7 separate regions of the Homo sapiens genome follow, and regions 1, 2, 3, 4, 5 and 6 are each linked to region 7. The links are chromatin loops, found by intact Hi-C in ENCODE. Cell type or tissue: heart right ventricle. All regions are shown on one strand.

What was found. Peaks named below come from ENCODE experiments on the same cell type or tissue, not always from the same donor. Only the 100,000 strongest peaks of a DNase experiment are listed, where the experiment ranks them.
Region 1: it touches region 7 in a loop (9-fold over the local background); 59 of 110 quality-filtered maps call a loop at or near these places.
Region 2: a loop joins it to region 7, with 4 times the contacts of the local background. A loop is called at or near these places in 46 of 110 quality-filtered maps.
Region 3: it touches region 7 in a loop (2.7-fold over the local background); 29 of 110 quality-filtered maps call a loop at or near these places.
Region 4: a loop joins it to region 7, with 2.6 times the contacts of the local background. A loop is called at or near these places in 41 of 110 quality-filtered maps.
Region 5: it touches region 7 in a loop (2.5-fold over the local background); 57 of 110 quality-filtered maps call a loop at or near these places.
Region 6: a loop joins it to region 7, with 8 times the contacts of the local background. A loop is called at or near these places in 107 of 110 quality-filtered maps.

What each region holds. Positions count from the first base shown.
Region 1 is chr15:31,326,235-31,330,234 of GRCh38, reverse strand. KLF13 (KLF transcription factor 13) reads right to left here and starts at 3,400. Exons shown (of 2, transcript NM_015995.4): 1 at 2,446-3,400. The coding sequence starts at 3,022. RefSeq lists enhancers at 4-568, 3,678-4,000 and a promoter at 3,219-4,000. In heart right ventricle, CTCF peaks have their summits at 1,900 and 2,102; DNase peaks (open chromatin) are centred at 2,117, 2,424, 3,094, 3,704 and 2 weaker places; H3K4me3 peaks cover 4,000 bases; H3K27ac peaks cover 4,000 bases.
Region 2 is chr15:31,363,864-31,367,863 of GRCh38, reverse strand. The region is part of intron 1 of KLF13 (KLF transcription factor 13); the gene reads right to left. Among named protein-coding and RNA genes, the nearest start is that of KLF13, 39 kb to the right of the region's middle. In heart right ventricle, CTCF peaks have their summits at 1,233 and 1,858; DNase peaks (open chromatin) are centred at 642, 1,240, 1,833, 3,445 and 1 weaker place; H3K4me3 peaks cover 2,166 bases; H3K27ac peaks cover 4,000 bases.
Region 3 is chr15:31,395,400-31,399,399 of GRCh38, reverse strand. The region is part of intron 1 of LOC105370939 (a long non-coding RNA gene); the gene reads right to left. It also overlaps a transcript of KLF13 not described here. Among named protein-coding and RNA genes, the nearest start is that of KLF13, 71 kb to the right of the region's middle. In heart right ventricle, a CTCF peak has its summit at 1,965; a DNase peak (open chromatin) is centred at 1,999; H3K4me3 peaks cover 902 bases; H3K27ac peaks cover 3,791 bases.
Region 4 is chr15:31,351,429-31,355,428 of GRCh38, reverse strand. All of the region lies in intron 1 of KLF13 (KLF transcription factor 13), which reads right to left. Among named protein-coding and RNA genes, the nearest start is that of KLF13, 27 kb to the right of the region's middle. In heart right ventricle, a CTCF peak has its summit at 2,029; DNase peaks (open chromatin) are centred at 1,288, 1,788 and 2,888; H3K4me3 peaks cover 2,118 bases; H3K27ac peaks cover 4,000 bases.
Region 5 is chr15:31,333,944-31,337,943 of GRCh38, reverse strand. All of the region lies in intron 1 of KLF13 (KLF transcription factor 13), which reads right to left. Among named protein-coding and RNA genes, the nearest start is that of KLF13, 9.1 kb to the right of the region's middle. RefSeq lists enhancers at 1,288-1,788, 1,789-2,289. In heart right ventricle, no CTCF peak of the experiment used is centred here; a DNase peak (open chromatin) is centred at 2,253; H3K27ac peaks cover 4,000 bases.
Region 6 is chr15:31,199,297-31,203,296 of GRCh38, reverse strand. No RefSeq gene overlaps it. Among named protein-coding and RNA genes, the nearest start is that of LINC02352, 15 kb to the left of the region's middle. In heart right ventricle, a CTCF peak has its summit at 2,444 (motif pointing left); a DNase peak (open chromatin) is centred at 2,446.
Region 7 is chr15:31,486,824-31,490,823 of GRCh38, reverse strand. It overlaps OTUD7A (OTU deubiquitinase 7A), which reads left to right. Exons shown (of 13, transcript NM_001382637.1): 11 at 3,258-3,372; 12 at 3,546-3,630. Among named protein-coding and RNA genes, the nearest start is that of KLF13, 160 kb to the right of the region's middle. RefSeq lists a silencer at 704-854 and an enhancer at 360-1,009. In heart right ventricle, CTCF peaks have their summits at 387, 586 (motif pointing right), 1,824 and 2,024 (motif pointing right); DNase peaks (open chromatin) are centred at 863 and 1,923; H3K27ac peaks cover 1,069 bases.

The DNA of each region.
Region 1 (4,000 bases), 160 kb after region 7:
GAGCCCACGGCTGCAGCAAAGCCATCACCTTGTGCCCTGCCTTCTCAGTCATCCCTGAGGCCTGCCTGGGTTTCTCCCTTCTGCAAGATGCTCTTTTCTCCCCCAACAGCAAGCTCCTCTTCTCCCTTGAGGAACACCAGTTACTTATGCTCTGCACACCTGGGAAGGGGCTGGAAATGGGCTTCCCAGGGGTGCCCTCCACCAGATGCTGAACCAGACTCCCTCCAGAGGCAGGTTTCTGGGCAGTTCAACTCTCATAATGGGTCACCTGGGGTACCGGTAACATGCACTCCCAACTGCACGCTGGAACTGTGTGTACTAGGTCGGCATCAGGGGCCCGGAAATCTGCATTCTTCCCAACTCCCCGCCACCCCGCTGCCGGAGCCCTGTGCACTTCCAACTTGGAGGCCGGCTTCCACCCTGGAGGTAGGACTTCTGATGTCTGCACACCTGAAGGGTGGAATAGTTTCTCTGCTTCAAGAACGAGCACTGTAGCACACTGCAGACACTCAAAGGGTTGGTCCCGTGCTCTTTTGCCTGCCTTCGGTTTCCAGGCGCTCCGAGGAAACTGGCCCCACCTACAGCGGGAGGCCCGGGTCTCCAGAGCCCCTGCGCCAATATTCTAGTCAAGAGGCTCGCGCGGGGCCAGAGCCTGAAGCGGGAGATGAACCCACCAGGAAGACATCCCAAGGCTGAGGCCCTGACAAGCCGGCCCCGCCCACGACGGCGAGCCCCTCCCCTCGGCCACCCCCCTCCTCAATTCCCCGCTACCGGTGCTGCCGAGTGGCAGGCCACCCTGACAGAGGCCGTAGAAAAATTTCCCAAACATTAAGTATCCTGCCCAGCACGGGCATCATCCCCCAAAGCGGATCTCAACCCCAGCCACGCCCCAATCGCTGCCCCCACCCGATACTCAGGATCCACCTGGAGCCGAGCTGAGCCTAGCCTGGCCCCTCCCCCAGGGCCACACCCACCCTGCAGCCGCGTCCCGAGCTGAACTCTGAGCCCACACTGACTCCCACCCCCAACCTGAGCCCCCACACCCTTAACTGACCCCGAATGCCTAGAAATGGCCCCGCTCTCACCCTCTACCCCATCACCTGCCACGTGGTTTGGAGCGGCCACAAAAGCCTCCCTGGGGAAAGTTAGTCCGAGATCTGAAAGCCTCACCTGCAGACCTTGGGCCCTTTCAGTTCCAAATGGTAAAAAAAAGGGGCCTTCAGCTCTAGGGTATCCAAGGCTGCAGCTTCTTTTTATGCCTTTTAATCACTATGTGAACTATTTTACAAATGAGAGACCACCACCCTTGGTCACAAGACAACAGTATTCAGTAGACGGGTTTTGAGCCTGCCCCCAAGGTAGAAGAGGTGAGTGTCACAGAAGAACTCACGTGAGCTCAGAGGAAGCATACAATTCTTTACACCAAAATGGGGAAGGATTGCCGTCCATTAAAATATTTTCATCTTTATGTTAAAAACGAAACAAAAAGGGGGGAGGGAACCGCCACAGATGAATCAACTACAAAGTATCGGGCCGCGCGTGGGAACTGTTGCCGCTGGGCTGGCGGGGGCGGGCGGTGATCCCCAGGCTGGAGGCTCAGCGCCCGCCCTGGTGCAGGTGCCGCCCGCCCCGCACCGGCCCAGGGCAGGTGAGAGGTGGGCAGGCGAGAGGGCAGCACGGAGGATGGGCAGCGGCCAGGGCATTCCTTTCCGGAGAGAGCCTCGAGGCCGAGGAGCCTAGGGCCGGGCGCGCCCCCGCCGGGCCGGATGGGCGGGGGCTCCCACAAAGAGCCGCAGGCGGGGAGCGGGACCCGGGACCGCCCCCCGCATCGCCAAGCGCCGCCGCTGACTTTGGTTACGACAAATTAAACCTTAGAGCGCTGGAAAAATTACAGGAAGAAGAGAGCGAAGAATGTGCCGAGTGGCGAAGGAAACCTTGTCCCTGCGTGAACTTCGCCCGCCGCGCGCCGGGGCCGGCCCCTCCCCTCCTGAGCGCGCGCCCGGGCAGCGGGGGAGGAAACGAGGAGGGACCCCGGAGAGCGTCCCCTGCCCCCGCTCCGGGCGCCCCACCGTCACGAGTGCCGCCTGCGGTCCACACCCAGGCCGCCCGCACCTGCCCGCGCCGCCTCCCGGCCGGGAGGGGTCCCCGCCCCCAGCCCAGATGACTATATCCGCCCCCGCGGCCCCACCCGAGCGCGCCCGGGGAGGGGGCGTGCCCGGCGGGGGCGCGGTCGCCTGGCGGGCGCCGGCTCCGAGAGCCAAGACCCGCCTCGCGCGACGCGCGGGGCCAGCCGCGGGTCGGAGCGGCAGGGGAAGGGGCGAGGCCCCGGGCGTTCCGGCCCGCCCGGCCCCCACCTCGCGCCCCATCGGGGACTCCGGGGGCGTGGTCGGGCAGCTCGCGCCGACCCCGTCCGCGCGATCCGGGCGCCCGCGCCGCCCCACTGACCTGTGTGAGTTCTCAGGTGCGCCTTGAGGTGCGAAGATTTCCCGTAAACTTTCTCGCAGCCCGCGTAGTGGCACTTGTGCTTCCTCTGCGGGGACTCGAGGTCGGCGCGACTTCGGCCCCGCCGGACCCTTTGTCTGAGGCCGGGCTCGCCGCTCCCCGCGGGCCCCGGCTCCCGCTCGGGCTCCAGCCCCGCCTCGGGCTCCGGCTCGCTCCACGCCGGGCTGGGGGGCGCGGCCGCCGCGCCTTCGGCGCCGGGGGAGGTGGGCTCGGGGGCGGGCGGCGGCAGGCGGCAGGGGGTCCTCGCCTTCCGGGCCGCGGCGCCCTCCCTGCGCTCCGCCGGGGCGGGCGCCGGCGCTTGCTGGTTGAGGTCCGCTAGGATCCGCGCCACCACGAAGAGCGAGGCGCTGTCCTTACCGTCGCGGCGCTCCTCGACGCGGGGCAGCGTGGGGGTGGCGGCCACGGCCGCGCCCTCGGGCCGGGACTCCGGCCCCTCCCGCGGCCCGTGCACGACCGCGCGGCTCGACATGGACACGAGGCACTCGGCGGCGAAGTGGTCCACATAGGCGGCGGCTGCCATGCTGCGGGCTGGGGCCGGCGGCGGTGCTCTTGCTGCGAGTCGTCAGCCGCGCATCCGCACCCACGGCCTCGGGAGAGCGGGCGGGGGGCGGGGGCGCGGCGCGCCCTCTCCTCGGGCTGGGCTGGGCTGGGCTGGGCGCGCAGCCGCCTGTGCCGTCACCCGCGCGGCTCCGCGTCTGCGAGGCGCCGGCCCGGCCGGGCACCGAAGAGTGAGCGCATGGGGCGCGCGGGCGACTGGGGTCCCCGCGCGGCGTCAGGGGCGGCCGGTTCTAAGGATGCCGAGCGGCAACGTTAGGGACCACCTCGCCAAGTCGCGGCCGCAGCTTCGCCGCGCATTGTGGCAGGCGGGACAGCTGCCGTGCGCGCCGCGGCTCCGTGTGGGCGGCCCGGCCCCGGGGGTGGGCGGGGCCGGGGCCACATCTGGACCCGACGTCAGCCCCCAGCCACATCCTGGCGGCGCAGGTTACAGGCGGCGGCGGCTGCGGGGAGCTGCGCGCGCGGAGGGGGCGGGGACCCCAGAGCGCGCACCGGCGGAACGGAGCGGTCGCGTGCCCGCGCCTGGGCAAGGGGGCGTGACCGAGGGCCGGGACAGACGCCATTGGTCCGTGAGTGCACGGCCAGGCCAATCCGAGCCGTTAGAGGGGCGTGCCCGGTCCCGGGCCCTGCGCGCGCCAGTGGGCGTGTCCCCTGGGCCGGTGGGAGGAGGGGCGGAAACTGGAGCGGGGCGCGCTGACGCATGACGTCCGGGGGCGGCGGGCCGGGTAGTCGCGGCGCGGAGCGGCTGCTTGTACCCCCCGCGGCGGGGACACAGCGAGCACTTCTCTGCCGGAGCTTTTATGTGGTGACAGCCTTGGCCCCCGGCATGGAGGGGAGCGGTTTCTGGAGGGCGCCATTTGTTCCTCCCGCGATGGGCGCCGGCGGGGAGGCGTGTCTGCCCGGCCGGGCGCGGGGCTGCCTAGGGGCGGAACGCACTCGCGCC
Region 2 (4,000 bases), 120 kb after region 7:
AGCAGCCACAGGAAGTGAGCACACTGCCCCGTCCTCATGCGGGGGGTCCATACAGTGATCCCATGGGGCTGCGCACGACCGGCCTCAGCACAGCGCCTGGCACGTTCCAAAGGTCCACTCCTGAAATCTCAGCTGTTATTGTTGCTCTTAGTCATTAGCCCTGTCAACTGGGTCTCCTCTGATTTGGGCCTGTTGGTGTGGGGGGAAGCCAACCCAAATTCAGACTCAGCCTTGCTTCCTAATAGCCCTTGTGAGGAGCCTTGTCCTTTAGCTTCTTCTGCCTGCAGGCTGGGGAAGCATGTGAGGTACACAGAGCTACAGGTGGACCACATGGTGTTGGGGCCGCAGAGAAATGCAGCATCCAATGGATGGGACGTTGGTGCCAGGCAGCCTGGAGTGGAGGAAGGTGGGTGTTGGGTGCAGCCACTCCACCAGCACAGCTCTTGGCCTCCCTATATATCAGGAGCTTTATGCTTTGACAGGGCACATACTGGGTGCCTGGCCCAGAGACATGGTCCTGACCCAGGCAGACGCGGCCCCCACGGCTCCATTCTCTGCTCCTCCCTCAGCCTGCTGCAGAGAGGTGACGGCCAATGAACTGGCCCACAACAGGAGTTATGGCTCAGGCTAGCAAGGAGCAACACTGGGTCTGGCTGGGTCCCCTGGTAGTGACACTCAGGCAGCACCCAGGAGGCTGACAAGGAGCAGCCCAGAGAAGGGAGAACGGGTGGAGGCGGGAACAGGGAGCAACATGCCCCAGGCCACTTTCACCCACATGATCCGCAGGGAGCCCCAGGAGCTTTCCTGTATGTGGGCGGGAGCCACTGCTTTCATCGTATTAGAAATTACAAATTAAAATGGAAAAAAGGTCTTCAACCCAAGCACGCATTCCAGTCGTCGTGGTGCTGTCACACATCCTGTAGCATCTGCAATAGCCTACTGTACTCTTTTGGGAGAATGAGGCAAACAGTGCTATTGTTATGAAAACAGTTTTGATCTCATGGCCCCTCTGAAGGGTCTGAGGCACCTGCGAGTGTCCTCAAGCTTCACTCTAAAAACTGCTGTTATGGGGACAGACTCCAGGCGGGGCTGCGTGCAGCCGAGTACAGTGAGCACAGGGGGGCACACAGTGAGGTGAGGGGCCAGCCAGGCCCGGCCCTTCAGGGAGTGAGCCCGCCTCCCATTCTAAGGCAAAGGGAGCCCAATGGCCTAAACAAATCCAAGCACCCTCCTTGCTGGGCTCAAACCCTGCATCTGCCTCCACCCGGGCATGGGGTACACAGACAGCAACAGCAAGACAGGGACTCACCAGGACAGGAGCTCCCTCTAGCTCCAAAATGACAAGAGAACCAGTAGGAGATTCCAGACTCCTGCAGAGGAGCTCCTAGCCTTCCTGCCGGATCTCAGAGTCACTCCAGCTCCCCAGGTGGGAGGGCCCCAGGGGTTCTGGCTATGTGTGCCTGTGCCTGTGCATGGGGTGGGGGCCGTGGGACAAGGCGGGGTTAGGCCTTGTGAGAAGACTTGGTGAGAGGAAGGGGGCTGGGGTCAAGCCTGGAGGGGCACTAGGTGCCCTGGAGCCCTGAAGGGAGGCTGTAGGAGGGTTGGGGGAACTGTGGGGAGCTGGGAGAGGGGCTAAGCCATGCTGGGGTTTGGGGGTCCTACAGGTGCCAAGCAGAGGGGGGACTCTTCGGGTACCAGGCTGCATGGCCGGGTGATGCAGGGTAGGGGACCGCATGCAGTTGCGGGGAGAGTGGGGTGGGTGGGGATTGGAGTATGGTTGGGCGGGGCAGCTGCTCAGGGCTGCGCGTTACATAAATGTTCCCTGGCGCCACAGCGAGGCCGCGAGCGGAGCAGCGCCCCGAGTGAGAGCAATTGCCTCATCTTATCAGGAACACAGCGTCCCACATGCTGCTCTTGCCCAAGCCGCAGGCCCAGGCGGGGACAACGTGTTCTCTCAGAGAGCCAGCCGGAAGGGGGGCGCAGGGGCTCTCTCTCCTTCAGCTGAGCCCCCAATCCGCCTCAACACCCAAGTCCCAGGCCCTCCCCTCTCCCCCACAGCAGCCACATGCAAATGCAGCCAGCTCAGGAGTGTGCGTGCTCCAGCTCAAAGCCTGAGCTCAGACTCGGGCTGTGGCATGGACTCCACTCTGCTCTGCCCTCCTGCGCAAAGGGCACGCTCCAAGTTATCTCCTGCAATCCAGCCTTAGCCAAACTCCCCCCCAACCCCCCACAGGTGAGTGGGCCCCCCCACCCCACCCGGCTCCAGCTGCACCTGTATAAACCACACTGCAGATCTTTCTGTCTGCGAACCTCCTGTGGGAAGCCTGTTGAGTGGTCATTTTTGCAATGTTTCCAATGCCCGGTACCAAGCTGGGGCCAGAGCAGCGTCTGCCGCAAGGGCCTCTTCTGCCGGCCTCCTGCTGGGTCTTCTCTAGGAAGCCTCGCTGAGCTCCCCTTCATGGAAGGGAGAAGGGAAGAAATGCAACTCCTACCGGGAGGTCCTGGAAAGGCAAATGAGCCATCACCCTCACAGGGATGTCTTGGATACAACAGACCTCTGGAGCGCAAGGGTCCATGTGGGTGTGTATCTGGAGGCAATGGCAGGGGCAGCGCTGGTCAGACTCAAAGGGAGGCACAGGGAGAGGCTTCCAAAGAGAAATTGCTTGCCCTCAGGCTCCCAGGCCACTGTCCCCAGTCTCCAGGTATTCCCCACCAGTGAGTGGGCTGTCATTCACTGATGGACAGCTCTGCCCTGTGGGCACTGGTTTGGGGCCACTTCTAGCTCCCAACCTCAAGACTGCAATGTTTTTCACTCCAGGAAGACTGTTCACCCTCCTGTTCTGGAGCAGGTCAGCATGGCCAAACACAGGGGCTGATCAACTGCTGGCCTCCAATGAAACTCAGGCATACAGCCTCAGGGGTAGCAGAAAGGCCTGGCCTCTGTGGTGGGGGGTGGACTTCCTAACTCCTTAGGAGGCCATTTGACTGTCCTGCTCGTCTCTAGAAATGTTAGTGGTTTATTAAGCCACATGGAGCTGACATGCACATGGCTTCGCAGGAAGTCCAGGTTGGAAGCTCTTACCCACCCACTGAGCAGGTAAGGGAAGTGAGGCCCAGGAGGAGAGAGTGAGCTGTCATTCAGCTGGCTGGCGCCAGAGCTAGAGCCGCAGCTGGAACCTGCCTGGGGCAAGGAAGCAGCCTGCTCTACCTCCACTCCTTTGTTGATGCCTCAGGGATTGTCATCCAGCCTGTTTCTCAGTCACTGTGAGGGTTAAGTGGGAGAATACGTGGGGCACATGCCTGCTGCACAGTGGTGCTTGGAGGAGATAACAATGTTATCACCTATGGGCCAAGGGGCCCCGGGAAGCATGTTTGTGAGCCGCCCAGTAGTGAAAGAGACATGGGGGGCAGGTGTGCCCTGTCCCAGGCGCTCTGGTCTAGTGCCGCTGATCACACACTACTATCCACTCTTCACATGCAAGAGCTGGCAGGGTGCTGAAGCCTGGCTGGAGACTGCCACAGTGTCGGAGGCAACACTGCTTCAGTGAGAGAATCCTCCTTGGGCAAATGTGTGGCTCCACATTTCTACAATGCTTGCGAAGATATTTTTTAAAGTAGGCATTTTTCTTGTTGCTTTGCTTTGTTTTCGAATAGGATAACTTGATCCTAAAAATTCATACAGAAAAACACACAGTAATAGCCAGAAAAAAATCCTGCAAAACAATGACGTGGGGGAAACGAGACCACCAGGATTCAACACAGTTTCGTAAGCTGATCACTGGCCAGTGAAGCCCAGCAGAAATGGCAGAATTAGAACGAAAGGTAGTGGTAACTGTGCAAAGGACAGAGTGACATCTCGAACCCCTAGGGCAGGGAGCAGTCAATACATGTTATGAGGACACTTCGGTAGCATCTGGAAAGGCTGGGTTCATACTTCCCACCCTACACCAGGATAAATTCTAAATGGGTCAAAGATTCTAATGTGAAAAATAAAACCACA
Region 3 (4,000 bases), 91 kb after region 7:
TGAGGTCAGGAGTTTGAGACCAGCCTGCCCAACATGATGAAACCCCGTCTCTACTAAAAATACAAAAATTAGCTGGGCTAATCCCAGCTACTCAGGAGGCTGAGGCAGGAGAATCGCTTGATCCTGGGAGGCAGAGGTTGCAGTGAGCCAAGATTGCGCCATTGCACTCCAGCCGCAGGGGGAAAACTCAGGGATGCAATTCCCTGCCATGTGGGTTGCCCCCACATTTGTGGGGCTAAGGGGCCCCTTGTTTTCAGAGGGAGCTCAGCTCCTCTCAGAGGGTGATTGCAACTTTGCCCAGTGGAGTCTGCTCTGCTTCTCCATCTGGTGCTGACATCCTCTAGGGCAGCCAGCACCGTCCTCTTCACTGAGGCAGGATAAGGGGCTCGCACTCTGCCAGGGACACACAGGATGCTTGGGGCTGTGTGACACTGAGCTTCCCTGGGCACAGGCTCCAGGGAAAACCCAGTAGATGACACAGCCCCGCCCAGTGGGGCAGATCAAAGGGAGCTGTGTAGGCGAGCACTAGGCGACTGTAGGGCTTGCCCACGGCTTCTTGGCCTGGCTGCAGGCTCTTCCCACCCACAGAGTCCTATAGCTGCCCTGGGGGAGAGGGAGGAGGGCACCGTGCATGGTTGACTCTTCCTGCTTCTCAGCTCCAACAGCCTTGGCCTCCTGCTTGATCTTTCCAAGGCCTGGGGGCCTGCTCCAAAGTCAGACACTCCTGATGTGGTACTGTGCCTGGGGACAAAGGTGGCTGGGAGGGCTCGGAGCCCTGAGCTTGAGCCCTGGGATGGAAGGGGTCGCTGCTTCTCCACTGGGGTCCAGGAGCCAGTGGGCTCTTGCTCTGGGAGTACCCTGGGGGCCAGGCAGCAGCACCGAGCATGCCCCTGAAATAGGCGCTGGCCAGAGCCTGGGTGTAGGCTGCGGGGTTGGCCCCAGGGCCAAGTTGGCTCCCTCATTGCCCACCACGCTCTGCTCCCAGCCACTACACACGAAATGCCAGCAGCTGTTTTGGTTTGGCAGCTTCTGCTGCCACCCCCATACGCCTTCTAAACTCGTCAGTGCTGCCGTGTCTGGTCTGTTGTGTCCTGGTGCAGCCCTGTCCCCTAACACCTGGGCTGTTTCCTTGCTGTGATGGCCATGGTTGTGCCTCTGAGGCCTGGGCTCCTTTCAACTAGGGTTGGAGAATCTCTGAAAACACCACCAATTAAGGCCCCGCCCGAGCAGGAGCATCCTGTGCTTTGTGGTGGGAACCTGTCCAGGCAAAGGCCTTATCCGAGAGATCAGGTAAATTACTGGGTAACTATCGGAGCCTGAGCAGAGACGCAGGCCTAGCAGGCTCCTTATTAGGCTAATTACTGGCCCCGGACTGCGTAAAACCCAAGATAAACTCAGGGTCGACCCGGAGAGCAGCTGGGAGGTGGTGTTTTCCTGGAGAGGCACTTGCCAGAGGCCCTCAGGCTGAGGCACAGGAGAGAAAGACTGAAGAATTCCCCAGGGAGAGTGGATCACCACCCCCCCCGCCGCCACCCCCAAAGACCAGAGAAGTCTGCAGACCCCACATCCAGCTCCTAACTCTGACCCCCTCCACGTCCTCATCTGTGTAGTTCATCCCTCTGACATTTATGATGTGCCAGGAGCTGCTGGCCACTGGGTATGGTTGAAAATAACATAATAATAATAATGTTACAAAATCAGCCTCACACTGTACAAAGAGTAGCTCATTTAGTCCTCAACAAATCCATCTTCATTTTATAGATGGGGAAACTGAGGCTCAGGGATGTTAAAGGACTTGCTAGCAGCTGCTAGAGCTGGAAGCAAGAGGCAGCCCTGACCCCAAAGGGGAAACAGGCCCAGGAACTTCCCAGCGCCCCTCCCTTGAGGACAGACAACGTTGGCAGGCCACGGCCCCTCCCACTCCGAGGCGTCTGGACCTCTTGGCCTGCAGCCTTTGCAAGTGCGCGTCACTGAGGAGGAGAGGGCGCCACCGCCCCAGGCCTGAGAATGGTCGGCAATGGGCGGGGTCGGCGGCTCTCTGGGCTCGTAATTATTCTCCCGGTAATTATGCTGGCGCTGGGCGTGGCCTGAGCGGAGCGCCGGGAAGCCTGCCCACCCTGCCACGTGCACCCCTGCCCTGCCCTGCCCTGCCCGCCCCACCCCACCCCACCCCGCCCCACCCTGAACCTGGACACCCTCTTGGCCTCAGGGCCTCAGGCTTGTTCCCAACCCCCCTTTGCCCATTTCCGCCTGGGAAATGACCCCTGGCAAATGTTCCTGTGGCAAAGTCAAACGAAAAACCTGGACTGGAGGACGGAAAGTGTCCTCTGGGCTCAGGGTAGGGACAGGCACCAGCCCCTGAGCCACTGTTGAAACCACCACTGCAAAATTATAACCCAGACAGTGAACGAGATCTGACTTAACTAACTCCATCTTGCTTCTAACCTCCAAGCTGTCCTTGTTCATTCCTAGGTGTAAGCTGAACTAACTTTGGGAGAAAACTTGGTTTATAGTTTATAGTTTAAAACAAAGACTGTAACATCCCTTTCCCAAAGCAGACCTCCTTCCTGCCTAGGGACTAGACTGCCTTTGTAGCTAGGACTAATAAATTAGCCAAAAAATTAGAAATTATGGTTTAGGAGTCACGCAGCTGGAGGCTACAAGATTCTGACTTTCCCAAGTTGCTTCTGGGGATAACATCACTATTGTAAAGCCTAAGATCCCTAAAATCAGTGCTTGAGATATTTTGCAGACCCTGTACTCCATGGATCAGCTGGCACCACCCAGGTCAATAAACTGGCTCATCTGATCTTGTGGCCCCAAACCAGGAACTGACTCAATGCAAGAAGACAGCTTCGACTCCCTAAGATTTCATCACTGACCAATCAGCACTCCCAACTCACTGGCTGCCCCCCAACCACCAAATTATCCTTAAAAACCCTAGGCCGGGCGCGGTGGCTCAAGCCTGTAATCCCAGCACTTTGGGAGGCCGAGGCAGGCAGATCACAAGGTCAAGAGATCAAGACCATCCTGGCCAACATGGTGAAACCCTGTCTCTACTAAAAATGCAAAAATTAGGCCGGGCACGGTGGCTCATGCCTGTAATCCCAGCACTTTGGGAGGCCGAAGTGGGCAGATCACCTGAAGTCGGGAGTTTGAGAGCAACCTGACCAACACAGAGAAACCCCGTCTACTAAAAATACAAAATTAGCCGGGCGTGGTAGCGCATGCCTGTAATCCCAGCTACTCAAGAGGCTGAGGCAGGAGAATCTCTTGAACCCAGGAGACGGAGGTTGCATTGAGCCAAGATCGCGCCATTGCACTCCAGCATGGGAAACAAGAGCGAAACTCCGTCTCAAAAAAAAGAAAGAAAGAAAGAAAAACAAAAAAACCAACCCTCCCAGGGCACGTGTATCACAGGCCCTGAGGGGACAACAGCCAGAAAAGCTGGTGAATGTCCAGTAGGCAGAGGATGGAGGATCAGGGACTCTGAGGCAGACTTCTTGGGCCGGAATCTCAGCTCCACCACCAAGCAGCAGCATGACTTGGGAAACTCAATTCCACATACTTTGGGGGTTTCCCTCCCCCATTTTTATTTTATCAAATTAATTTTGATGTGATATTATTAAGTGAAATTAAATGTCAAAACTGTAGATGAAATGTTGCCATCGGGGAAATGCAAATCAAAACCACAATAAGGTACCACTTCACATCCGTGACGATGGCTATGAACAAAAAGGAGGACAGTAACAAGTGTTGGGGCATGTGGAGAAGCTGGACCTCTCATGGATTGCCAGTGGGAATGTAAAATAGTGCAGATGGAAACAGTCTGGCAGTTCCTCAAAACTAAACATAATGTTGCTACATGACCCAGTAATCCCACTCCTAGGTGTATACCCGAGAGAAATGAAAACTTATGTCCAAAAATAAATAAATAAATAAATAAGGAAAAAAGAAAACTTATGTCTACACAGAAGCTTGTACACACATGTTCATAGCA
Region 4 (4,000 bases), 140 kb after region 7:
CTCTAACACAATTTTTAACATAATTTACAAAATGGGATGGGTATACTGCTCTCGGCAGTCCAGCCTTTCCTTAGAGCATCACTTTCTTCTCCTAGTAGCTCCTCTTCAGAAGCCATTGGAGAGTGCTGGCCCTGCCATCTCCCCAAGGCATGTGGAGATGACACCCTGCCCTTCTGCTCAGGGGAGGTGAGGGACCGTCCACAGGAGACACTTACTGAGCACCTGGCCTCTTCCTCACCTATCTGTGTTACCTTAGTAGCACTGTTGATTGTTTCGGTTGTTGTTGCTTTTGATCTCATAAACACCTGTGTCCTGGTTGCCTTCTTTTTACCTATGACTAGTTATAACTCGAGGCTGAGGGATGGCGAGATGGGCTCCAACACTTCTTTAAATGGTGGCTCCAACCCCAAGCCCGGGGGTTTTAGGGCTGGATCCACACAATTCCCAATACCAAGTCATGTGGGGTGACTTCAGGCTTTGGATTTTTTGCTTCACACTTACTGTTAGCCCAGTATGAAAATTAGACGTATCAGGCTTTCATTTGAAGATGTAAGGCACTGAAATATTTATGGACAAATTGATATTGCATCTGGGATTTCCTTCAAAACAACTGGAGAGGACGGTGGTGGGGGAGGGGCAGAGATAAGACTGCAGGGGGCTAGCAGGTGCTGAAAATGTGGGTGTCCTGAAGATGTGGGCATCTGTCTGAAGTTCTCCAAACAGAAGTTTAAAAACTATTAATATGACCAGGTGCAGTGGCTCACGCCTGTAATCCCAGCACTTTGGGAGGCCAAGGTGGGCAGATCACTTGAAGTCAAGAGTTCAAGACCAGCCCGGCCAACATTTCGGTGAAACCCCATCTCTACTAAAAATACAAAAAATTAGCTGGGTGTGGTGGTGGGTGCCTGTAATCCCAGCTACTTGAGAGGCTGAGGCAGGAGAATTGCTTGAACGCGGGAGGCAGAGGTTGCAGTGAGCTGAGATCGCGCCATTGCACTCCAGCCTGGGCAACAGGAGTGTAACTCTGTCTCAAAAACAAAAACAAAAATTACAAAACTATTAATATATGGACAAGGATTGCAACCCTAGGCCCTGCCTGGAGGCCATTCCTCCTCGCTGGATTTCAGCCCATCCCTCCTCTGGCTCTCCCCAGGCCTGCTCACCAGCACACCACGGTTTGGGGTTTGGTCAGCTGCTTCTCTCCCTGCCCCAGGCAGGCAAAGTCCCATCCTGCAGGCCTGGGCTGATGTCCTGGACTGGACATTGCTGTCAGTCAACTGCAGCCTGACACTCACTGGGAGGGCAGAGCTGTGCCAGGCTCTGGGGCCAAGCTGGGTAGGGATTGGATAGGCCTGAGGCCTCCACACTGACGCTGTATCCAGGGCCTGGCTGTAGTCAAGTGCCACGTCTGACCCCACACTACAACCTGGGTCCTGGAGTCTGAAGGGCTCAGGGGAGTTAGGGACTCTCAGGGGTCTTCAAGCTAGGCAGGGCTGTGGGGGTGTACTTTTTCCCCAGAAGCAGCCTGGTTTCTGTTTAAAAGAAGGAACAGTGAAGTCCTCTTCTCCTCTGAGGCCCATGCCTGCAGTATAGAGTCCTCGGTGAGAGAGGGGAAGGGTGTGGGGGTTGCCTGCCGAGAGCCCCCTGCCCCAGGCTTGGCCACAGCGAGCCACTCCACAGCCCTGCCAGCTCACTGTTGGAACTCTGGCCACAGCCACCACAGCCCCCCTTCCCAGCAGCTATTCTTGGTCTGTGTCTCCCTTTGGGGGGAGGATAAGAGTGGAAATGATCAGAAGCTAAAATTAGCAAGAGGCAAACAATTGAGGCCAGGAATCTGAGGTCAGCTGAGGACAACAGCTTGTTCTCTGCAGCCCCGAAGTGGTTTTATAGCAATAAAGGGAATTGAAAATGAAAACAGATCTGGAAGCAGCCCAAGCCCTGGTGGGACCAGGCCCAACACAGCCAGCCCCAAGTGGGCAGGCCAGATGGCAGGGACTTTGCCAGCCCAGGCCCCCCAACCTGGGGCTCCCCTCTTCACAAGGGGGCCCTCTACAGCCAGGAGGCAACACCCAGAGCACCTGCAGCTACGGTTACAGAACGCCTGGGACAGGTTTCCCACGCACTTAACGTGGGCGTGACTTCCTCTCCAGGGGAGGCCCAGCACAGGCGGCTGTAAACACCCCCAGTAACTACTGGATGACCAGGGCCACAAGCCCCTGCTTTGATACCTCCAGGCACTCCCCCTTTAACAGGCCCCAGCAAAACTCCCTAAGTGACAGACCAGGAAATGAGGCCACAAAGTCAGATGTGGAGCCACCCTTGAGCCCAGCCCCCTGGCCCAGGGTCCCTTCCCTGTCACTACCTCTGCAGTCCCTCCTCCCCTGGAAGGCCCACCCAGAGCAAGCCGCACACTCCAAGGCGGCATCAACAGAGCCCACAGCCTAGGTGGGCTGCATGGTGGCTGCATACAGACGGGGAGGTGGGTCCAGCCTCGTCATGCTCCACGGTCAAGAAACTGCCCTCCCCACAAAAACTCCAAGTAGCCACCCTGGAGGTCCCAATGCCAGTGGGCTCTGGGTTCTATCTGGTGATGCTCAATCCTAAGGGAACTTGGCTCAGCCTAGGATGCATGGGATTAAATACAGCCTTTTATTAAGTTTTTATTCACTGATCTCTGCCACCTAACAGCTTGCAAATGTCAGAAGAAATAAATCAGCCCAGTGGTCATAATTCAGAGCTGGGAAGCACACAGGAGGCTGGAAATGCACAGACCGGGTTGGTAGACCCAGCCCTGAAGATACTGCTCCTGTCCCCAGGAGAGAGTACATGCTGACAGGCCCTTCCACGGGGCCAGCACAGGGCCAGGAGCCAGAGGCACACCAAGTGGCACCACATACAGACGCTAATCTCAGCAGCTGCTGAGGCTGCTGGCCGACGTCATGGCCCATGGAGAAGGCAGGCATGGAGCCCGTGGCCAGCCCACACCTGGGCCAGGCAGAGCTCACACAGCCTGTCCTTTCTCACTGGTACGGTCAGGTCTGTGCATTCTGAGCGGGACCAAGGGAGCCTGTAGGGCAGACACTGGGACTGAGGGAGGTAGAAACCCCTGAGCGTGGCCTGCAGCAGGCAAGCCTCTGCTGTGAGACAATCTCACCTTTCCCTGGACTGCAAGATCTCAGGACCCGGCATCCAAGGCTGGATCACAAAGCCTCCAAGATCTCAGTGTCCAGGGGAGGCCTATTCGGAACAGTCTGAAGCTCCCAGGTACGGGGCAGCGTGGCGACCCCTCTGTTGTGTAAACTCCAACAGTGACTTTTGTTCACTGCAAAACCCTTTTTTTGTTGTTGTGTGTAAACTCTACTTAAACAGTGACTTCTGTTCACTGCAAAACTCCCCCCGCCTCCCTTTTTTTTTTTTGACACGGAGTCTCACTCTGTTGCTCAGGCTGGAGTGCAGTGGCGTGATCTCAGCTCACTGCAACCTCCACCTCCTGGGTTCAAGCAATTCTCTGCCTCAGCCTCCTCAGTAGCTGGGATTACAGGCGTCCGCCACCACACCCAGCTAATTTTTGTATTTTTAGTAGAGACAGTGTTTCACCATGTTGGCCAGGCCAGTAGTCTTGAACTCCTGACCTCAAGATCTGCCCACCTCAGCCTCCCAAAGTGCTGGGATTATAGGCATGAGCCACCGCGCCCGGTGTGCAAAACCCTTTTAGACATCCAACAGCCACCCGCCCACTCTCCCTGCCAGGGTGCATACCTGGGCGCTCTCATGCCTTGCTTGCGGGTAGCACACTCATCCTTCCTTTCTGAAAAGAAGCAACCTGCCCTGAAAATGCACATTCCTTTGCAGGCTCCTGGGAACTCCCCCTGAAAATAATGAGGTGGACGGCTGTCCCAGGACAGCCAATCACTGGAGCTCTCAGTGCAAGACAAGCGCACACGGGGCAACCACTCAGACCAGGTTAGAAACCAGTCAGTGCCTTGGGGTTATGAGCCTA
Region 5 (4,000 bases), 150 kb after region 7:
AGCCGCAAAGGGGACACAGAATAAAGTGCTAAAACTAATTTCAACCTTGATAAAAGATGGTATCCTGCAAAGCCCCTCAGGCTTACCCAGAGAATGCCCTGGCACCTTAGGCCAAGCAGCAAAGTACAGTCATGCACCACATAATGACGTTTCAAACAATGACAGTCCACGTGGGACGAGAGGCTGGTCCCATAAGACGACACCCCATTTTAATTGTACCTTTTTCTATATTTAGATACAAAATGCTTACCATTGTGTTACAGTTGCCTACAGTATTCAGGACAGTACTATACTGTACCGGCTTGCAGCCTAGAAGCAAGAGGCTACACCATACAGCCTAGGTGTGCAGTAGGCTATGCCATTTAGGTGTGCATAGTAAGTGCATTCTATGATGTTCACATAAGGACGAAACTGCCTAACAACACACTTCTCAGAACGCACCCGTCATTAAGCAACCTATGACTGTAATTTTAGAAAGGGCCTGCCATGCAAGCAGAAAAAAAGGGCGCTCTGGAAAAGATAATAAAACCTTGGGCATCTTCCCTCAGAACACACAGCTGCAAGGGGCCAGAGCCCCTGTGGGTCCTAACGTGCTGCTGTCCAAGGCCTCCTTCTGCCACACCATCCGTGCTAGAAGACAAAAACAACAACTGGTGGACAAGCACAGGAGAAACCTTCCACGTGTAAGGCGGGCGGAAGAAGGAAGTAAGACCTCAGCGATGGGATGGAGGGAATCTGAGTCCCTGCCTGCCCTGCCGCAGGCCACTTAGCATGCCTAGTGGGAGAGGGACATGGGGGCAGATGGCACCCCTGTGGATGCCTTCAATGACGAGTAAACAAACCAGACATGGACAGTCATGCAGGTGAGGACAACGGGGCAGTAAGTCTGGAGAGCAGATAGGCCAAACTATGCAAAGCAAGACCATGGAGAGCCTGCCAAATGCTCAGACTGTGTGTCACATTTACATATCCCAGATTCGGATGTGTGGGAACCATGTCATTAACTCCCATTTATCCGCCCTGGTCCCTGAAAATGTGTTGGGGTTTGTTGTTGCTATGATGCCCAGGTGCACCCAAGGTGCTGACCCCGGCTCCCAGATCCTGGCTTTGAGCAGCACCCCAGCCAGTGGCCCAGGTGAATAGCCTTAACCTTTTTGGTAACCCGAGACCAATGACCTGCTGGACCCATGCCCTCTGCCCCACTCCCAGTCAACAAAGGAGTCAGGTTCTGAGACTCACATACGCCTTCGCTCTATTTCCAATCTCTTTTCCAACAATTCCTTGCAGACACCCCTATTCATGCTCTGCCATCAACTTTAACTTCTACCAATACCCCTAAACCAAGTTCCCTGTATTATTTTTCTTGTTTAGTGAGCATTTAGACAATAAAAGGGTTAAAGACAAGTAGAAAGGCTCAGAGAAGTTTATCAGAGGAGGAAATTCTGGCTGTATCACAGGCCCTGCACATACTTAGGTGTGGCCCAAGAAGGACTCTCAGGTCTCGCTAACCCATGCATACCTGTTAGATCTCCAGGGAGCACCTGACCACCTCCCACATGCCAGGACACTTGGCCTCCCCATCCACAGCTTGGACCCACATATGGAAGCACAAGGCTCCTGCCATCCCCAGTGGCCATAGGTCTTGGGGTCACTGCTTTGTTCACAGGCTCTCCTTACTCCAGGAGGAAGACAGATGTGTCCCCCAACGAGGCCAGACCGGGAAAGGATGGTGGCCCCCCCAAGCATTAGCTGCCAGTGCTCCAAAAGGGAATGAGGAGGCCCCACCCAGGGCCCTGACCACTCGCCAGGCTGCTCAGGCATCACCTCACCTCCCATGTGTGTCCAGTGTACGCTGGGGTCGGGGGAGAAGCTCGTGGCTCCTCTGAGCCCACGTCATCCTCTCCCCACTCCCAAGCTTCCTCCCACCTGGCCTGTGCTCACAGGAGACAAGCACGTGACACAACTCCACCTTTAGAAGTTTCTCCTGAGACAGGAGGCCAAGGTAGGCTCTGAGCCACATGCTCTTTGGTAAGCGATTTTTGCTCTGGGCCTTCAATTCTTGCAGAGCTCTTTCATGATGCAGCGTGGGCTCCAGCTTCAAGGAGACGAGCCTGTGCCCTGTGCCTGGGGACCCAGGGTCACCCATCCATGCAGAGTAGGCCACACCCCTGTGGCACCAGCATAAGGACATTTAATCTGAGACATCAAGCTTCAGTGCTTCCCCAAACAAGTCACCTTGGGACAGACTGGCCAATGGCCACGGAGTGCAGCCAAGTTTCTGGTTAGCAAGTGTTTTTGTGTGATGAACTTCAAAAATGGAGAACAATAAACAGAATACTCCCCCTGCCAAGTGTGCTGTCTTGTTTGTCCAGAAAGATGTTGGTAAAAACCAGGGACTGGTCAAGGCTGTGTTTCTGGTGCTCGGTGCCATGCTGTGCCCTCCCCCCGCCCCCTGCCCCGCCACCATACACACACACACACACACACACACACACACACACACACACATACACACACACACAATGCCCAACAGCAAATGGCGATCACAGCCTGGCCCTGCATCAGGAGGGGAACTGAAGCAGTGTGGAGGACACAGGAGCCGGTCACTCTGCTGGGCAGGGCAGCAGGGTGTGAAGGCATAGCCCCTTCACCACAGCCCTAGTTTCAACTGAACAAACTTCATGTCTCCCCCAAAAGCCTGCCTCACAAACAGCTGGTAACATTTGCTGGGGATGAAGACGGACCTAAGATCTAAAACTGAACTAGAAATCAGAAGTTCCACATAGCCACTATGTTCCAGGTGTGGATGCTCCCCCATTCAGCAAGCATGAGCAGGGTGCCACGTCCACTCACACACACACCCATATGTGTTTCTACACATGTACGTGGCTATGGAGGCATACGTGTTTATGGCCAAATGGCAGAGCTTTTGGTTGGGTGAGGATTTCTTCTGTGCCCAGTGCCCGATTGATGCCAAGAGTAAAACAAGTTCGAGTTTCTGTTATTTTGGCCCAGAAGAGTGTCCAAAGCCTTCTGAACTCAGTATCTCCCACCCCGAGGACTGCACTGGTGGCTGTCTCCATGACCCCAACCTCAGCCACACAGCACAGTGGCTGCTTCTGAATTGCCAAGCTGGAGAAAAGTTTATTCCCATCTCGACAGGAAGTTGACTTCTCAAGAAAATAATCCCATTTGGGGCTTTGAAAGGAAAGAAAAGGTCGGGTGTGGTGGCTCATGCCTGTAATCCCAGCACTTTGGGAGGCCGAGGTGGGCAGATCACCTGAGGTCAGGAGTTCGAAACCAGCCTGGCCAACATGGTGAAACCCCGTCTCTACTAAAAATACAAAAATTAGCTGGGCACGGTGGCAGGCGCCTGTAATCCCAGCTACTTGGGAGGCTGAGGCAGGAGAATCACTTGAACCCGGGAGGCGGAGGTTGCAGTGAGCCGAGATTGTGCCATTGCACTCCAGCCTGGGGGACAAGAGCAAGACTTCGTCTCAAAAAAAAAAAAGAAAGAAAGAAAAGAAAAACAGGTTCAGGTGTGTGGACTTAGGACAATTTTTGTTTATTTCTTGAAAGCACATAAAGACTCACCAGGACTTAGAGAGTGTCACCCGCCGTAGGCCCTCCCCAGCCCTAGGAGACAGGCTGCCTGTGGCCACAGGGCCGGCATTCAGGTGGGCTGACCAAGAACACACTCACAGTTACCCTTGAGCTGGCTATTAATACCATCTGGAGCCATTTTCATTCAAAAGAAAATCAGGGTGTCTTGTCTGTTTGGGGAAAGGAGCACCTAGGCCTCCTCCAGGTGGTCCTTTGACTTCAAAAGCCTTCCAAAGCTGAACCCAACCCCCAACATCTCTCCAGTCAAGGAAGCTGGAAGATGGAGTAGAAACCAACCAGGTGGACAGAAGGGGCTGAGCCTGGCCGCCCACCTTAACCATGTGATCCTGCAGTAGGACAGGCTAATATCCCATGCCCTCCCCCCCCCATGAGGCGA
Region 6 (4,000 bases), 290 kb after region 7:
CCTCAGTCTATGGCAGCCCCTGACAAATAGCAGGGCTTTCTGTCTGTGCAGCTGTCTGCCTTACAGAGAGCTGTTTTCTGCCACATCAAAGGCTGGGGAGAACCCGGGCATGTCAAAGGTTTGGGAGAACCCAGGCATGGCTGCTTTCTCTCCCTCCTTCTGTCCTGCCTAGCCACACAGTGATGGAGAGAACCTCGTGACAGAGCCTTGCCCAGGTGCACGTGGGGCGGAGTTCATCACAGCGCTGGCTGGTTTGTTGAAAAGGAGGCCCGGCGGCTGTTCACTGTCTTGACAAACAGCCAGAGAGGCAGGGGAACCCTACACTGTATACTTTTCTCAGTAATAAACCAAGCTATTCATGAATAATGTCCAGAGTGTGTCCTCAAAACAGCGTGGCCCTCATGGTGCTCAATGCCCTGTTAGACTCCAAGCAACCCGAGGACAGGGTTTTGTGTCTCTCTTGCTCACCTTTGCTTCTCCAATGCCCAGTGGGCCTTCAGGGCGCATTTGCTGAGTGACTCCACATTATTCCATATTCACGGTAGAATCTGTTGCATAAGGTCAGGATAAGTCCGCACAGTTACTTGCAACGTGGCTCTTTCAACTGTTAGCAGGTTCTGGACTCCAAAGCCTACATAATGTTATGTGAGGTTGAGAGGAAAATCATAAGCATACTTGCAACCTATAGGACTCAGGTAGTAAGCTTATCCTGGGGGTGGAAACCCCCACTGCCAAGAGTCCAGGTGACATCTCCACCCCAGGCCAGGACGTAGACCCTCCAGGCTACTTCCCCTCACCCATCCTAAGGAGAAGTCAGGCAAGGACCTTGCCAGGGGCCCAAGAATAAGGTTTTCCCCAAGCACTTTACAGTATATGGTATATGGGCATATCGTGGGCACTGGATGTGTGGAAGGCTGGAGAACCAAGCAGTCCCCACAGGTGGGCTGCTTATGCCCACATGAACAGGCAGATAGTGCCTGTTCCACCTGGAACAGGTGTCTTTTTCCAGGTTCTTTGAAAGCCACATGGTCATGTGGATGGATGGCCATCCTGAGAGGCAGATAGAAGACAAGACTCAGGCCAGCCAGTTGGGTGGCCCAGTTCTGCTGATCTCTGGATGGATGGGTAACCCTGGCAAGTTAGACAGTTGCACTGAGCCTATGTTTTCTCATCTGTAGAATGGGAATGATAGTGGCATCCATTTTGTAGCATGATTGCATGGATTAATATATGTAAAGTGCTTAAGTAGAGGCCAGCATGCGTTAAGCACATTTCAGTTATTATAATTAATACCTGGAAGGGAAGAGGCAACCCCCAGCCAGAAGTTCTGTGCTTCTCATGGACAGCAGCGGCCCCTGTCATGGCTCTGCTCATGGCTGTGGACCTGGAGCAACTGGGACAGACAGATGCGTGGGAAGAAAACACCTGCTCCCAGAATGACAGGGCCAATACCTGAACCTCAGGGCATCAGCTCTGACCCAAGGGTGAGCCCCAGAGGCAGTCAGCTCTTGGGGGCAGCAGGAGGAACCAAGAAAAGAGGCAGGCGTAGCTCATATCCAGCCTTCCAGAAGGTTCCACCGTGTAGGAGGAGTGGCTGAGGGGCCGTACTGTGGTGTCAGCCGCCGTTATTTCTAACAAATTCATGCTTCAGCAACCAAACAGAAAGTGCTCACAGCTCACTGCTGGGTGGATTTTGTTCTTGGTCGGATATGATAACCTGGCACCTAGGGGTTCCAAGAGCATGGGGGAGACAACCAAACCAGCCGCCAGCCTAGAACCTGTGTGTGTGAGGGAGGATCTGGGGCAGGGTGGAGAGGGTGAGAGGACAGCTAAAAGTAGGGGATAGCAGGGGGTGGAGGCGCGCAAGCTGGAGCAGGGACAGAGCAGGCAGGCAGGGGAAGGGGATTGGGCCCAGGAATGCTGTCCTGCCGCCATCCAGAGTCAGACCCATAGTCAGGACCCCTGCACCTCACCACACCCGGTTCCTGGACCCTCGGAGGCTCAACAGCACTGGTCCCAAAAGAGAAGGGGCCTGGGGCAGTCAGAACGTGAGAGAAGTGGCAGTGCTTGGTGCCCAGAAGAGCAGCCAGGTCTGAGGCCCGGGGTCCCGCTGGGTTCTGAAAAGTCCCAGTAATAGGACCCGGGGCAAGTCATCTAATCCCCGCGGCTCAGGGGTCAGGCGGCACAGCCAGCACCTCCTGTATGTGGAAGCCGAGGCCCAGGACAAGCACCCCGTGGAGCCCGACTCGCCAGGGCTGAGCCAGGGCTTCAGGGCCTTCTCCCGCCCTGCAAGCCTACTACTTCGCTGCCTGAAGTCAGCTCCCAGGCTCCTTCTTCCCCAGCAGGCCCTGGAGGGAAGGCTGTCCTGGAGAGGTACTGGCTCCTTCTTTCAACTTGCCGTGCTGACTTGCTGAGATTTGCCAGAAAGTGGCTGACGGTCCCCACCTGCTGGTGACGGCGTGGGTGGATGGGAGGCCCTCCGTGATTCAGGAGCACCAGCCGGCTCCTTGACAAGCTGGGCCATGGCCACCGCTACCTCCTCCTCTTCCTCCTCCTCTTTCTGAGCTCTGGTGGAGTCACTACTCTCTCCTCTTTGAATCTTTTTGATTCACTGATTACAACACACACACACACACACACACACACACATACACACACACTTGCTCTCTCTATCCCTAAAAAAGAAACCAATGGCAATTTCTGCTCAGTGTGCACTGCTGGTCAGTGACCAGCTCCTTACTGGAAAGAAAACTCCAAGAAGCCTGATCCTGTTTTGCTTCTGGGTGTTCCAGGATGAGCTGACACGTGGGAAGAGGTCTCAAGGGCAGGGTGCCCTGGCCCTGAGGACCAGCCACAGCGTGGAGGGGATGAGACTTGCTGCTGCACCCCGTCCTTGGAGTCTCTGCCAGGAAAGTGAGGGGCCATGGGGAGCTAATGATATTCCCTCCACATCGTTTCCCCCCCCAGGACACCCTCCCCACCAGAGGCTCCTTGCAGCCAGTTAGGAAAGTCCATCACAAGTTCAGTAACGTCTCCAGTTCGGGGACTCCTGGGTCCCTGACACAAGGACAAGAAGTTGAAACAAGGGTGTCACAGACACGGGTTTGGAGTCAATGGGTGGGGGATGAGGCTGTGAGAGGTCAAGAAAGGAGGAAGACCAGTGGGAAGACCAAGGTCTCCTGGAAGGCCCTGGCTAGAATTTGAGCTCAGTCCACACTCACAAGGCCACTCCCTCTCCCTCTTCCCTGAGCTCTGCCTCCCTTGCCTGTCTCCATTTTCCACCCCTTGATTTGGCCCCAGGGCTTATTCATGACCTTGACAAAGGGCAGTTTCTAGGGACAGGAGACTTCAGAAGCTCACACAAAGCAGTGGAGAAAAGAAGGACGGGAAGGCAGCAGGGCAGGGCAAGCGAGCAGGAAGGGGTGGAGGAGTGGGCCAACTTGGGAGGATGGCCTGGCTTCCAGAGAGCCTGGGCACCACTGCTGTTTTGTTTGAAACGTTGAAGACTTGGAGCAAGTTTGGAAGTGAGCGGAGGCCAGGCACAGTGGCTCATGCCTGTAATCCCAGCACTCTGGGAGGCCAAGGCAGGTGGATCACCAGAGGTCAGGAGTTCAAGACCAGCCTGTCCAACATAGTGAAACTCCATCTGTACTAAAAATACAAAAAAAAAAAAAAAAAAAAAAAAATTAGCCAGGCATGGAGGCACATGCCTGTAATCCCAGCTACTCGGGAGTCTGAGGCAGGATAATCGCTTGAACCAGGGAAGCAGAAACTTCAGTGAGCCGAGATCGTGCCACTGCACTTCAGCCTGGGTGACAGAGTGAGACTGTCAAAAAAAGAAAGAAAAAAGAAAGAAAGAAAGAAGAAAGAAAGAGGAAGGAAGGAGAGAAAGAAAGAAAGAAAGAAAGAGGAAGGAAGGAGAGAGAGAAAGAAAGAAAGAAAGAAAGGAAAAGAAAAGAAAAGAAAAGAAAAGAAAAGAAAAGAAAAGAAGGAGTCTCAT
Region 7 (4,000 bases):
GGTAGAGGTAGGATGGAAATATCTATGGAGACACTCTCTTAGAACTCCTGCCAGTCTTTTTTGGGAGAACCAGGTAGGTCCTGTGGAGAGGAGCCTGCAGGTGCATGTGAATTTCCTTTATATCTTCAGCCCCCAGGGTTCCATATTATTTCACTAGCTGATACTGTTCCTTTACCAATTTAACCATTTTAGCTGAATGATTCTTACTGGGGTCCAGCTGAATTGGCCCTTCTTAAGCTCATGTCTGTCTCTCCTTGGAGGCACCTGTCTTTCCTTAGATATTGGATAAGTCGGTTTCCCTGTGACTTCAGCTGTCTGGTGGGTTAAAGATAAGTTGTGAATTTGCAGTTTGACTGGAATGTTTTCATGGTGGAACAATGCTCTTCCAGCTTTTCACATCGGAGACAAAAACCAGAAATCTTGATTTTTTTTTAGAAAATAAGTACTCAGAATATATTCAGGCTAGCATGAGATGATGCCTATATGTTTCCAGGCTAAAAGACATACAAGAGGCCTTTCAAAAACAAAAACAAAACACCTTTCCGGCCTTTTTAGGCTCATTTTGAAAAGCAGTTGCTGTTCTAGACATTTACCACCAGAGGGCAAGCCGCTGCATGGCTGCTCCTCACTGGTAAAGCCAGGTTTCCAATAGGGAAATGTCAGGGTGTACAGTTGAGAAGCAGAGGCATCCTGAGCAGCCGCTGCTCACGAGGAGGACCTGTTTTCATGGCCTCCTGGCCGGAACTGTCCCTGGGCTCTGCAGCCCCAGCCCTCACCACAGGCCGCAGTTGACCCTCTGCAGAAAAGCCTTCCTTTGAGCCCCTCGGTGTCTTCAGTTGTGAGCAGGCATGTCCGTAGAGCCTCTCAGTACCTGGCCCTTCACCCCAGCCAGATCTAGGCCGCAAGGCTGCTGGACCCTTCTAGGTGGACAGGCACTAGCCCCTTCAGGGGTATTCCCACCGTGCACTGGAGCCCTGGGCAGCCCAAGGAGTCCATTCCAGCCCTGCTGTTGAGGGGAGGAGTCCCCAGGAACCCCATGATAGGGAAGTGAGGGTGACTGTCTGGGGTGCCGTCTTAGCTTAGGTGGTTTATCTGAAACAAACAAACCAAAATCACAGTGACTTAACACAGTGGAAATCTAAAAGGAGTGTTCTCAATTGTCAGGCAGCTCTTCAGTGGAGATCTGCTGTCTTCTGCAGGCACCATGGAAGGGGAGTGGGGAGAGACACCCCCATGCCTGAGCACATCACCCAGCACTTCCCACATTGCTTCTGCCCACAGACCATGGATGCCACTAGGTGCCTGTTCCCCCTAAATCCTGGGGCCGGGGTGGCTAAGACATGGAGTGGTGGCTGGGCTGATGTTCTCCAACAGCAATTCTACCCTGGGAAGCGGGTGGACAGCCAGACCCAAAATGTCCAAGTTGCACCCACAGGAACTGCTTCTAACAGATTATTCTTGTTCTAGAACAATATTTCCTGAATTTGCTTGATTTTAAAAGCCACAGGAGATGCTTATTTAAAATGTTGCTTTTTGAGTCCCTTTCCTGGACACTTTGGTTTGGCCCATCCATTCATGGGGGCTTGGAACTCCCAGGAGCTGCACTGCTCTATTCTGGGAAACATTGTGGATGGGGAGAGCCTGTGCCACCCCCTGCCCCATGAGTAAGAAGCGAGGCTAACCCCTTCTCTGTTTGTGTAGTGACTCATAGAACTATGGGACAGGCTGCTGGGCACCACCCAAGGGAGACCTGTCCCTGAGCCAGCCCTGCAGCCCTCCCTGGGTGTGTCTGCCCTGCAGCTCAGATCTGGAAAGGGTGGCCACGTCAAGGCAGAACCCAGCAGGCTGCAGCAAAGCCAGGCCAAGCCACCCCTGACCTCTCAAATCAGAGCACTGCACTTTCCAATCCCAAGCCAGATTAATGAAAAGCCCGGAGCTGGTCATTGGTCAGCAAAGCTGCATTTCCCTTATTGGCAGCTTGGGGAAGCTGGAGAAGAAGAGGTGCGGGGGTGGAGAGGGGAATTATTTGCACCCACTTTTCCTCTTAAGCAACACTGGAGGGCAGCATTGAGTCAGTTTTTCCAATTTCTTACCAAATCAACTATTGGTGTTCAGTCTTCGATTTGATCTATTTCCTTGCCTTTTTGTTCTTGCCATGGCACCCTTGCCATGAACCATGGGCACCAGCAAAGAGGCAAAGCAGCTGGTCCAAGGTGGCTGTGCTTCTCTGCTGTGTGTGACTCCCAGGTGTGGGGCCTGCAGGGGAGCTAAGTGGAGCCCATGGAGGAGGCTGCTGCTTGTTGCGAGGAAAGACTTGGGGAGACCATCTCCCAGTTCCTCCTGCCCTTGTCCCTGACAATGCCCTTGGGAGGAGTCAACCGTGTCACTAGGCACTCCTCTCATCAGGTCCCCCAGCAGCTCAGAAGCTCCTAGAAGATCCCAAACCTGTAGATACCCCCTCCACCCTAGCCCTTCTGGAGTGAGCCAGGATTTCCCACGGGTGGTGAGTTTCACCACAGAAGTTTTGTGATGAGTCAATCCCTCTGAGAAATGACCAGCCAGTGGCTCATCACTGCAATCTCCACCTACATGTGACCTCCTCAAAAGGACCCCCTGACCCCATCCGAAAAAGGCTTCACCATCACTGCCTTCTGCCTGGTGTTTACCCTTCCAGGGCTCATCACCACCTGACATTATGAGATGTTTGTTAACCTGCTTATCTGTCCCCAGCACAGGTGAGCTTCCCACGGGCAGGGGCGGGTGGGTCCATGGGTCCCAGGCACTGATACAGACTTGTGGCACAAAATTACAAACCAGTAGAGGTCAGCAACACCCTTGCTCACCTGACTTGCACATTCGGCCCTTCTCTGGGACGAGACAGGAGAGCTGAGCCCCAGGCCCACCTGCAAGGTGGCCTCCCAAAGTGTGCCTAACCTGCCTAGATCCTTCCTAGAAATAGCAGAGGCAGCAATAGCTTTTTTCCCATTCTGCTGCCCAATGGAGTATCTGCCATTGGACAGACCCAAAGAGAGCCAGGGTCCAGGTGACGCTTCCAACTGCTCTCCACTGTCCGCAATAAATACGAAATTTTAAAAACTAGCAATAGTGGTTTTGGTCTTCATGCTCCTGCTGGCACAGATCTGTGTAGATGTCCACTCGGTGCATTTGTCACCCAGATACCTGGCTTGGGAATTTCCTTGCCATCCTGCCTGGGGACTGCCGGGGCTCCAAGCACGGCTCTGTCTCTTCTGTTCCAGCCGTGATCCCCCTGACGGATTCTGAGCACAAGCTGCTGCCTCTGCACTTTGCAGTGGACCCTGGCAAGGACTGGGAGTGGGGGAAAGACGACAACGATAACGCCCGGCTGGCCCAGTAAGATCCTACTCTGTCCCTTTCCCCAGCGCCCACAGGGAGGGCTATGGCTGGGGCATCCTGGGGAGGGAATGTACCACCCCTGCTCCTCCTGGGACAGCTGGCATGCAAGTGGACTGGGTGCTATAAGGGCCAGCTCAGACCATTTCAATAGGATATTCTTCTCTTGCCAGCCTTATCCTGTCGCTAGAAGCCAAGCTGAACCTTCTGCACAGCTACATGAACGTGACGTGGATCCGGATCCCCTCCGAGACACGGGTGAGCCTGGCTGTGCTGGGACCAGACCTGGCAGCAGGGTCCAGGCTGCTCAGCTCCAGTCTGACCAGGGTGCATCCTCCCAAATGCTCCCACACTCTTGCCTGCCCCTGCCCGGCCGCCCACCCCAGCCATACCCACAGCCCAGTAGCTCCTCCACCTCCTTTGACCTAGCCATCCCAGCTGCATGCAGCTGGGGCCACCCTGGCTATGGCTTGAAGTGGCTCTGGCTGGACCTAGTGGCTGTGTACACACATGTAGGCATGTGTGCATGCAAGCATGCGCTCTTGTAAAGGGATTTTTTGTCCCCCTATTTTCTGCAGAAGGAATCAACACGCCCACTCAGAAAACAAGCCACAGGCAAGTCACAACA